Regions from separate parts of the Homo sapiens genome. Here region 2 is linked to region 1. Evidence: chromatin contacts called from ENCODE Hi-C or POLR2A ChIA-PET data. All regions are on one chromosome and are shown on one strand. The core of a region is the stretch at or near the end of the contact, and the rest is flanking DNA. Distances in the headings are between cores, read along the strand shown. Region 1 overlaps ATP6V1E2 (ATPase H+ transporting V1 subunit E2). Region 2 overlaps PRKCE (protein kinase C epsilon).

Region 1 (3,929 bases), core at 778-3,277:
TCTCAGTTTTTCTTCTTCTCTATGAGTCAACTTTCTACTCAGCATACCTTCTTTCCTGGAAGCAAAATGGTTGCACCAAGTCCAGGCATCACCATCCATATACCATGTTTTCCAGAAGGAAAGAGAGCTTCTCTTGACCCACTCATTGAACAAAGTCTTGAACTTCTTCTGATTAGCTCAACTTAGTTCATCCCTGAACCAGTCATGGTGGGTAGTAAACTGTCAGGTGACTGTTGCCTTAGGCCTGGGCTACTGTCCATCCCTAAAACCATCACTATGGCAAGGAGTTGGGACTATCCTAATTGGGCATATCAGCCCTGCCCCCACAGGGGCTGGGGTTTCACACCTACCCAGGTTCTGTGGTTTCTGCACAGTGGGTGACAAGTCTGGGGGAATGCATGCTGAGGAGGCAACCAGCAATATACATCTACATTATTGCCTAAGGGTCAACGTTCCTAGGCCTTCCCCTGGCTACACTGGAAATAAAGAATTTTAGGAGAGGCCAGGCAAAGTGGCTTATACCTGTAATCCCAGCACTTTGGGAGGCCGAGATGGGAGGATCAGTTGAGGTCAGGAGTTTGAGACCAGCCTGGCCAACATGGTGAAACCCCATCTCCGCTAAAAATACAAAAATTAGCCAGGCGTGGTGGCGGGTGCCTGTAATCCCAGCTACTCGGGAGGCTGAGGCAGGAGAATCACTTGAAACGGGAGGCAGAGGTTGCAATGAGCTGAGATGGTGCCACTGCACTCCAGGCTGGGCGCCAGAGCAAGACACTGTCTCAAAAAAAAAAAAAAGAAGTTTAGGAGAGAGGCAAATGTTAAGAGGAGAGGAAGATGAGATGGCTCCAAATCTAATCTGTGATTTGTTCCAAATTTCAGGTGGATTGTCAATACAGGAGTCCATACTGACTGAATCCCTAATTTTGGCCTGTATTCTTCTCCCTCTGTGAACCATCTTCTTAGAAGTCACTGGTAAGGAGATAAAATGATGGGCATTCTTTAACACTGGTGCTGCCCTGCTGTTATGTTATGCTTCTTCCCACCACAATGCCCAGAATCCTCACACTGCAGCCTCTTCACTCCCCAGGGTGCCTGTTGGCCTTCCCTGCAGCATCCTGCCACATGCCCTACCTACCCCTATCCCTATTTTTCTCCCTGCCACTAAAACCTCCCATTGGCACCCTCTTCTCTTTGCACTCCAGTGTAGGTACACTGCAATGAGTTAAACACCACAGCAATTTCTTAAAGGTCACTGGTTCCTAATGATCACGCTGATAAATAAATCCAGTAGGATTGGTTTGCCTGGTTTTCATTCCCAGTTAGAATGTACATAGATCTCTTTTTCTAGTTGATTACATACCAGAAACTCAGAAGAATGGCCCAGCCTCTGAGAACTTCGGCTCAAGCGCTCTTAATGTTTTGCCATTTTCATTTCTAACTGTTTTCTGCTGCAACCTAAGGTCAGGAGACTAGTCATTGTGACTGATGGCATCACCACCCATTGCTGAACTATAGGAAAGGACATTTCCTTAGAGGTTGCTGGTATGGAATACTCATATGATTTAGGAGTGGTCTCCTCTCATAGGCTCCAAAGGAGGCTAGATCACAGATCCCTCCTCCAAAAATGAAATTAATGATTTTATTTTATGTTTCAGAACCAAGAGTGCCAGAAAACCATCCCAAGACTCACACAGAGTTGTTCTTCCATAGTGGATGTTTTGGCCACTGGACATCAGAACCACATTTTGGGTTTGAAGAATCTTCTACATGGTGAGCCTTGGTGGGAAGAAAAGAATATCCCTTCCTTATAGAAGCTGAAATTACAGACTCTTGCTTTCCTTGTCAGACTTAAAAGCTAGTGTAGCCAGAGTTAAATACAGGGCACATTGTCTCTGGAGGCTGCAGCTTTAGTGGTGGGTACACAGTTCAGTTCCTGACCCAGGAAGTGGCACATCAGGGCAGGCAGTGGTGTTGGTTGTGGTATAATTGAGTTCCTGGTTCAGAAGTGACAACTGTACACATGAGTTGTCTAGGGTTTGGTGAAAGCAATGGTATTGAAAGTGGTTTTCTCATCAAATTAGTTCCTGAGTCATGTGTCGGACACTGTTTCTATCTTGAGCAGCTTCTCTAGCCTTTCTAAATCCTGTGACCTGCCTGTGATCCTTTTAAGATTTCTTTCTGTTTAATCAGCCACAAACAGCTTCTGTTGCTTGCAACCCAGGCTCCTGAGAAGAGACTGGAGAAGCAGATCACTTTATTAATGTGCTTCATGTAGAGGGAGTAGAGATTTCCACCTCTACCATACCCAAATAACTGGTATTGGCTGTACCTTTCTAATGTGAGCAACTTTAAAATTGAACAGAATATATGAAACCTCTCTTTTCAGACATTGAACAGCATGTAGCACAGCACCGTGATTCCTGAAAGTAGGGAACAAATGGGGCAAACCCTATCACTCTAACTTTCTGCTGAAAAATGCTGTCTAAATTGCAGCACAATGAGGGGGAACCCAAGCAGAGCATAGTGGTCTTGCTGAGTTGAGGAGATAGTTGAGCAGACTTTTCAAGGCAGAGTATCAGAAAGGAGAGAATATAACAGCAAAACAGGCTCCTGGAATCCCTGTGAATCTGTTGCTGAATACTAAGCTGCACATGCATAAGGTGAAACTTCACAGTGCGATGCAAAGAACTACTGCGGAGCTGTGAGCTGATTGGTTCCCAGGGCTCACTGGGCAATGTTTGAGTTTCAACTCGCCAATGTGAAGAAACCTTGCTGACTGTCCAGGGAATTCAGTAGAAATCCCAAAAGGGTAAGGCATTAGGAGAAGGGCTAACTAAGCCGAAAAGTGAGGTAACTCTAGACTTCCTCCAACAAGGTTTAGAAAGCAGCCTCAAAAAGAGGAAGTTCATCCGCTACTACCGTAACTGCCAGCCAAAACAAATTTTACCATTTTTAAAACAACAAAATACAGACATTTAACAACATTAAATTCAGAATGTTAAAAATACTAGATATGCAAATAAGTAGGCAAATAGAACCCAAAATCAGGAGAAAAATCATTTAATAGAAACAAACCCCAAAATGACAGAGATAATAACGTTAGCAGACAAGGACTTAAAAAATTAAAATAAAACAAGGATTTAAAGGAAAACATGAACATAGTGAAGAAAAAACTGGAAGATATAGAAAATAACCAAATGGAACTTCTGGAGCTAAAAAATACAACACCTGTAATGAATAATTCAGTGGCTGAACTTAACAGTAGGTTAGACATTGTGGAATGAAATATCTGTGACACTGAAGACATAGCAATAGAAACTGTCCCAATTAAAGCAGAGAGAAAGGAAACAAAAGAAACACAGAAACACAGAGCCTCAGTCACCTTAAGATGATATTAAAAACTGGAGTCCTCGAAAAGGATTAACGGTGATGATTTGAAGGCCAAAAACAAGTCCCAAATTTCATGAAAATTGTAAACGTATAGCGCCAAGAAGCTCAACAAATCCAAAGTAGGAGAAAAACAAAGCAAACCATATCAAGCGAGGCACTTTGTAATTAAATCACTGAAAACCAGTAATAAGTAGAAAAAAATTAAAAGCAGAAAGAGAAAAAAAGACACATTTTATACAGGGAACAAAGACAGATATAATTGCAGACTTCTCTTCAGAAATAATGCAAACTAGAACTTAATGAAATCGCGTCTTTAAAGTGATAAAAGAAAAAGAAAGCACTGTCAATCTAGAATTCTATATCCACCAGAAATATTCTGTAAAATTGAAGGTAAAATAAATGTTTGTCAGACAACAAAAGGCTTAAAGTTTTTTTTAAACCAGAAGATCTTCAATACAAGAAATACAAAATAAAGTTCCCGAGGCAGAAAAAACATGGTACCACATGAAACCACTGACCTACACAAAGAAATGAAGAGC
Region 2 (4,041 bases), core at 326-2,825, 680 kb after region 1:
AAAAATGTTAATGAGTTAAAAGGCTACGTGGGGAGCATAAGTCCCTTGGTCCCCATCTCCACTTTTCAGAGGTAAATTTGTGTGTGTGTACACTATGCTGGCGTATGTTTTTGTGTTTCTTTCCTCATTTTCACACAAATGGGATCACAGTATAGCTACTATTCCAACTTACTTTTTTTACTTAACCATTTATTTTCAAAACCTCTCTTCATTAATATATAAAAATAAACCTAAAACTTTATAATGGTTGTTAATTACTCCATTATAGGAGTTACCAGTGCCCTTCAGCTGTAAACATTTACCTTGCCTTCAATATTCTGCTGTTTTGACCTGGCACTTTGTGCACTACCTAGGCAGGTTCATCAGTGAAGTAAACCTACAGCAGTTTCTGGGTCAAGGAAAACTCTAGTTTCATTCTCGCCAACAGTTCAAATGGCATTTAGTGAGTACCTACAATGTGCAAGAGAGAAGGGAGAATAAAAGAAAATTTATTTTAGTAACACTGAAAATAAGCCAGTCTTGGGGACCTGAAGCCTCATGCGAAGAGGTATTTATTGAAGAATGGGCTAAGGGCATTTCTACTCTATATTTTTTTGCTATTGTATGTATATATAATGTATATATTTTTGATAACTGTTAGATATGCAACCTAATACATGGGTTGTAAAACATTACTGCAGAGCAGGTAATTACATAGCATATTTACCCCCAATCTATTATATATCGTAAGTTCTTTTCACTGTGTTCAGCATAACTCAGTGTGTTATAAACTACATGCATGAAAAATCACCATGCACTTTTTCAGCATTATCTCCCAGGAGTTACAAGGATTGCCTGTGGAGGTTAGAACCAAATTAGTCTCTAGCCTCAAGCCCACCCCTACCCCTAATACCAGCCCCAGCACGAAGGAGCATTCACATCAGGCAATGGCTCAGCCTGCTGTTTTCCCAGCCAGAAAACCAGTGAGTAGGAAGCAAGCCTCCCCACTTGAGTTCTGATTTCCTGAAAAGCCAAATTCTCGTTGCTCTCCCTACCGAGGCCCTTCCTCTGCCCCCACCCTATCATCAAAAGTGAAAGTGTTACTGCAACAGCACACAAGCGCTGGCATCAAAGATCTGCGTTATTCACTGGTTCCCAGAAAAACACTTGTCTGGGACACGGGTTAAGGAGCAGCAAAGAAGAGGTCATTGATCTCTGTCTCCAGGGCTCAGTGGCTTTGGCATGGGGAGGGGCCGAGGCTTTCCAGATGTTCCACTGAAGGACTGGATGGGTGCCAGGAGAGTGCTGCAGATCTACAAAGGGATGCCTGTTCCCCAAGAGTGTACCATGCAAAGTCAAAAACTCTCTGAAGAGAGCACTGGCCAAAGTGGGCAGGGCCCCCAGAGAGACTTCAGCGGTGAACATCTTCTGCTGTCCTCACTCCCTTCAGTCCACAGCCACCACAGCCACTACACCCCCTCCCCAGCACTCACATGCACATATATTTCCCCCAGACTACCAGCTCTTGTTCCTATAGTAACAAAGCAAAAGCTAACAGGGTTTGAAAAAGCAGTAAACTTGACAGCAACCATACAGAAGGGCAAAGAAAATGGCCTGGGAAATTCTGTTCTCACCCTAGAAATCTGCCTTCAGAGGAGTGCCAGCCCATCAGGGGGCCCCAGCTACAAGTCTAAAACCTCAGCTCCCAAAGGCACAATTCCCTTCCTCTGACTCCACCCATCCTCTCTGAAAAGGAGAAGGCCAGAGTTACATGGATCAGTACACTATGTAAGTTTGCAAGTTATCTGAACAAGGAGCAACCCCTAAACACAGCATTTGGGTGATTACGTGGCAATGATAACATGGCTACTATTAACACCTCTGATTCAGTCATTCATTAAACAAATACTTACTGAGCAGGTACTGTATGCCAGGCACTATTCCAGCTTGCTGGGGATACAATGATAAACAACTTAGATAAGATTCTTGTCCTCGGGAGCTTACATTCTAGAGGGGCAAACGGATAATTAGTAAACAAACTGATACTAGTTTAATAAGGCACTAAAAGTACAATGAAATAAAAGCAGCTCCAGTAACAAAAAAGATTTCCAGGAAGTATATTATGTATAAAAATGGAGGCAGTAGGACGATAGAAAGAAAACTAGACTTTCTACATTATACAAGTGTGTGGTGCTTCACTTTCAAAATGAGCTTTCATGCACATCAGCTCATTTTGCCACTGCCACCTATTGAGTTAGCAGGGTGAGAATGCATCAGTATACTCATTGGCCCAAGCAGAAACATATTTGGAAGCCCAGATATGTGACATGATTTGTTCAAGATCCACCAAGTTTCATTCTTTGGATATCTATGTATCAGATAACCATAGAATGAAAAGATTATCTACAAATGAGGGGAAGATATTGCAATACATGACTGCCTCTGAAGCACTAAGAAATAGACAAAAACAACAGAAAAATGCACTAAGGGAGTGAACAGACATTTTTGAGGAAAGGTCAAAAACACATAAAAAGATTCTCAACATCACGAATAATCAGATAAATATAAATTAAAACTATAATGGCATATCACCCACCATACTGGTAGAAACTTAAAAGTCTGATAATACCAAATATTCATGAAGATAAAAAACAATTGGATATTGCAAACATGTCTGGTGGCGGCATCAACTGGTAAAATCACTTTGGAAAACAACTTATTACCTAGCAAAGCCGAATGTGCACGTATCTGTTGAACCATCATTTACCATGCCTGGGTAAATAATCTAGAGAAACTATAGATAGATACAAGGACACCCCCATAATATACTATTGTCCTTAATAGAAAAAACTTGAAAGTAATCCCAACGTCTAGGAATAGAAGAATGGATAAATTAATTTTGATATATTAATATAATGGAATAATATACAGCAATAAAAAAACGAACTGCAGCCACACACACATCAATATGGATGAATCTCAAAAGTAGAATGTTGAATGAAACATAGGATGATACTATTTTATTTATTTATTTATTTATTTATTTATTTATTTATTTATTTATTTATTTAGAGATGGAGTCCTGCTCTGTTGCCCAGGCTGGAATACAACGCCCTGACCTTGGCTCACTGTAACCTCTGCCTCCTGGGTTCAAGTGATTCTCCCGCCTCAGCCTCCCAAGTAGCTGGGATTACAGGCACCCACCACCATGCCCGGCTAATTTTTGTATTTTTAGTAGAGGTGGGGTTTCACCATGTTGGCCAGGCTGGTCTCAAACTCCTGACCTCAAGTGATCCGCCCGCCTTGGCCTCCCAAAGTGCTGGGATTACAGGTATGAGCCACCGCACCCGGCCTGATACTATTTAAGTAAAGCTCAAAAGCAGGTAAAACAAAACAATACATTACTTGGGAAAGCATACATTTAGGTGCTAAAATCATAAAGAAATGCAAGAAAATAATACAAAATTTAAGATATTTACAAAATCTTTCCCCCATTGGGGGAAAAAATGGCAAAGACAAAGTCAGTGAAGGGTGCCCAGGGGCTGAAAGGCACTGGCCATACACTTATTTTAAAGCTGGATCATAGGGACATATGACCCATGATATACAATATAAGTTCAGCATAAAAATAGTGGAAGGGAGGGAGGGTAAGTCTGATTTAAATTAAGTCCAAAAGACAGATTGATTCAAGGGAAACAAATCACAGAGGGTATTTTTTTCTTAAGTCAAAAAAAAACCCCATCATTTCTAAAACAAAGAAGGCTGACGAAGGCCTCATGCAGTACAGGAAGTGAATGTTAAATCCAAAAGACGCTGGTTTGATTTATGTTTAAAAAAATTAAAAATAAAAGCAAAATAGGTTCTTCTCCAGGCAGAGCCAGGTGTTTCTAGTTGGCCTGGTAGTGTCGCGGCTAGAAGGGCCATCGTTACAGGCAGGGAGAGGTTGAGTGGCCTGAGCAACATCTGTAATTAAGCAGGTGAAGTCTGTCTTCTAAGCTCCAGCCACTCTGCCAATGACCCTGGTGACTCAAACCCACCTATTACAGGCAGTTCTTGATTTTC

Evidence for each region. A loop is a pair of places that touch in the nucleus more often than their neighbours do. ChIA-PET counts read pairs that join two places held with the same protein, here RNA polymerase II (POLR2A). Pooled maps may share reads with other maps.
Region 2: a loop to region 1 is called in a pooled map, with 2.1 times the contacts of the local background. The contact joins two enhancer-like sites. A Hi-C loop is called at or near these places in 1 of 50 pooled maps. POLR2A ChIA-PET finds 5 or more read pairs at or near these places in 2 of 52 experiments (K562 and Panc1).

What each region holds. Positions count from the first base shown.
Region 1 is chr2:46,533,654-46,537,582 of GRCh38, reverse strand. It overlaps ATP6V1E2 (ATPase H+ transporting V1 subunit E2), which reads left to right. Exons shown (of 5, transcript NM_001318063.2): 3 at 880-972; 4 at 1,656-1,770. Among named protein-coding and RNA genes, the nearest start is that of RHOQ, 6.9 kb to the left of the region's middle. Within about 2 kb of position 2,027, at least 7 of the 41 ENCODE cell types and tissues checked have a DNase peak (open chromatin) inside an H3K27ac peak, as active enhancers do.
Region 2 is chr2:45,858,050-45,862,090 of GRCh38, reverse strand. The region is part of intron 2 of PRKCE (protein kinase C epsilon); the gene reads right to left. Among named protein-coding and RNA genes, the nearest start is that of PRKCE-AS1, 180 kb to the right of the region's middle. Within about 2 kb of position 1,575, at least 22 of the 41 ENCODE cell types and tissues checked have a DNase peak (open chromatin) inside an H3K27ac peak, as active enhancers do.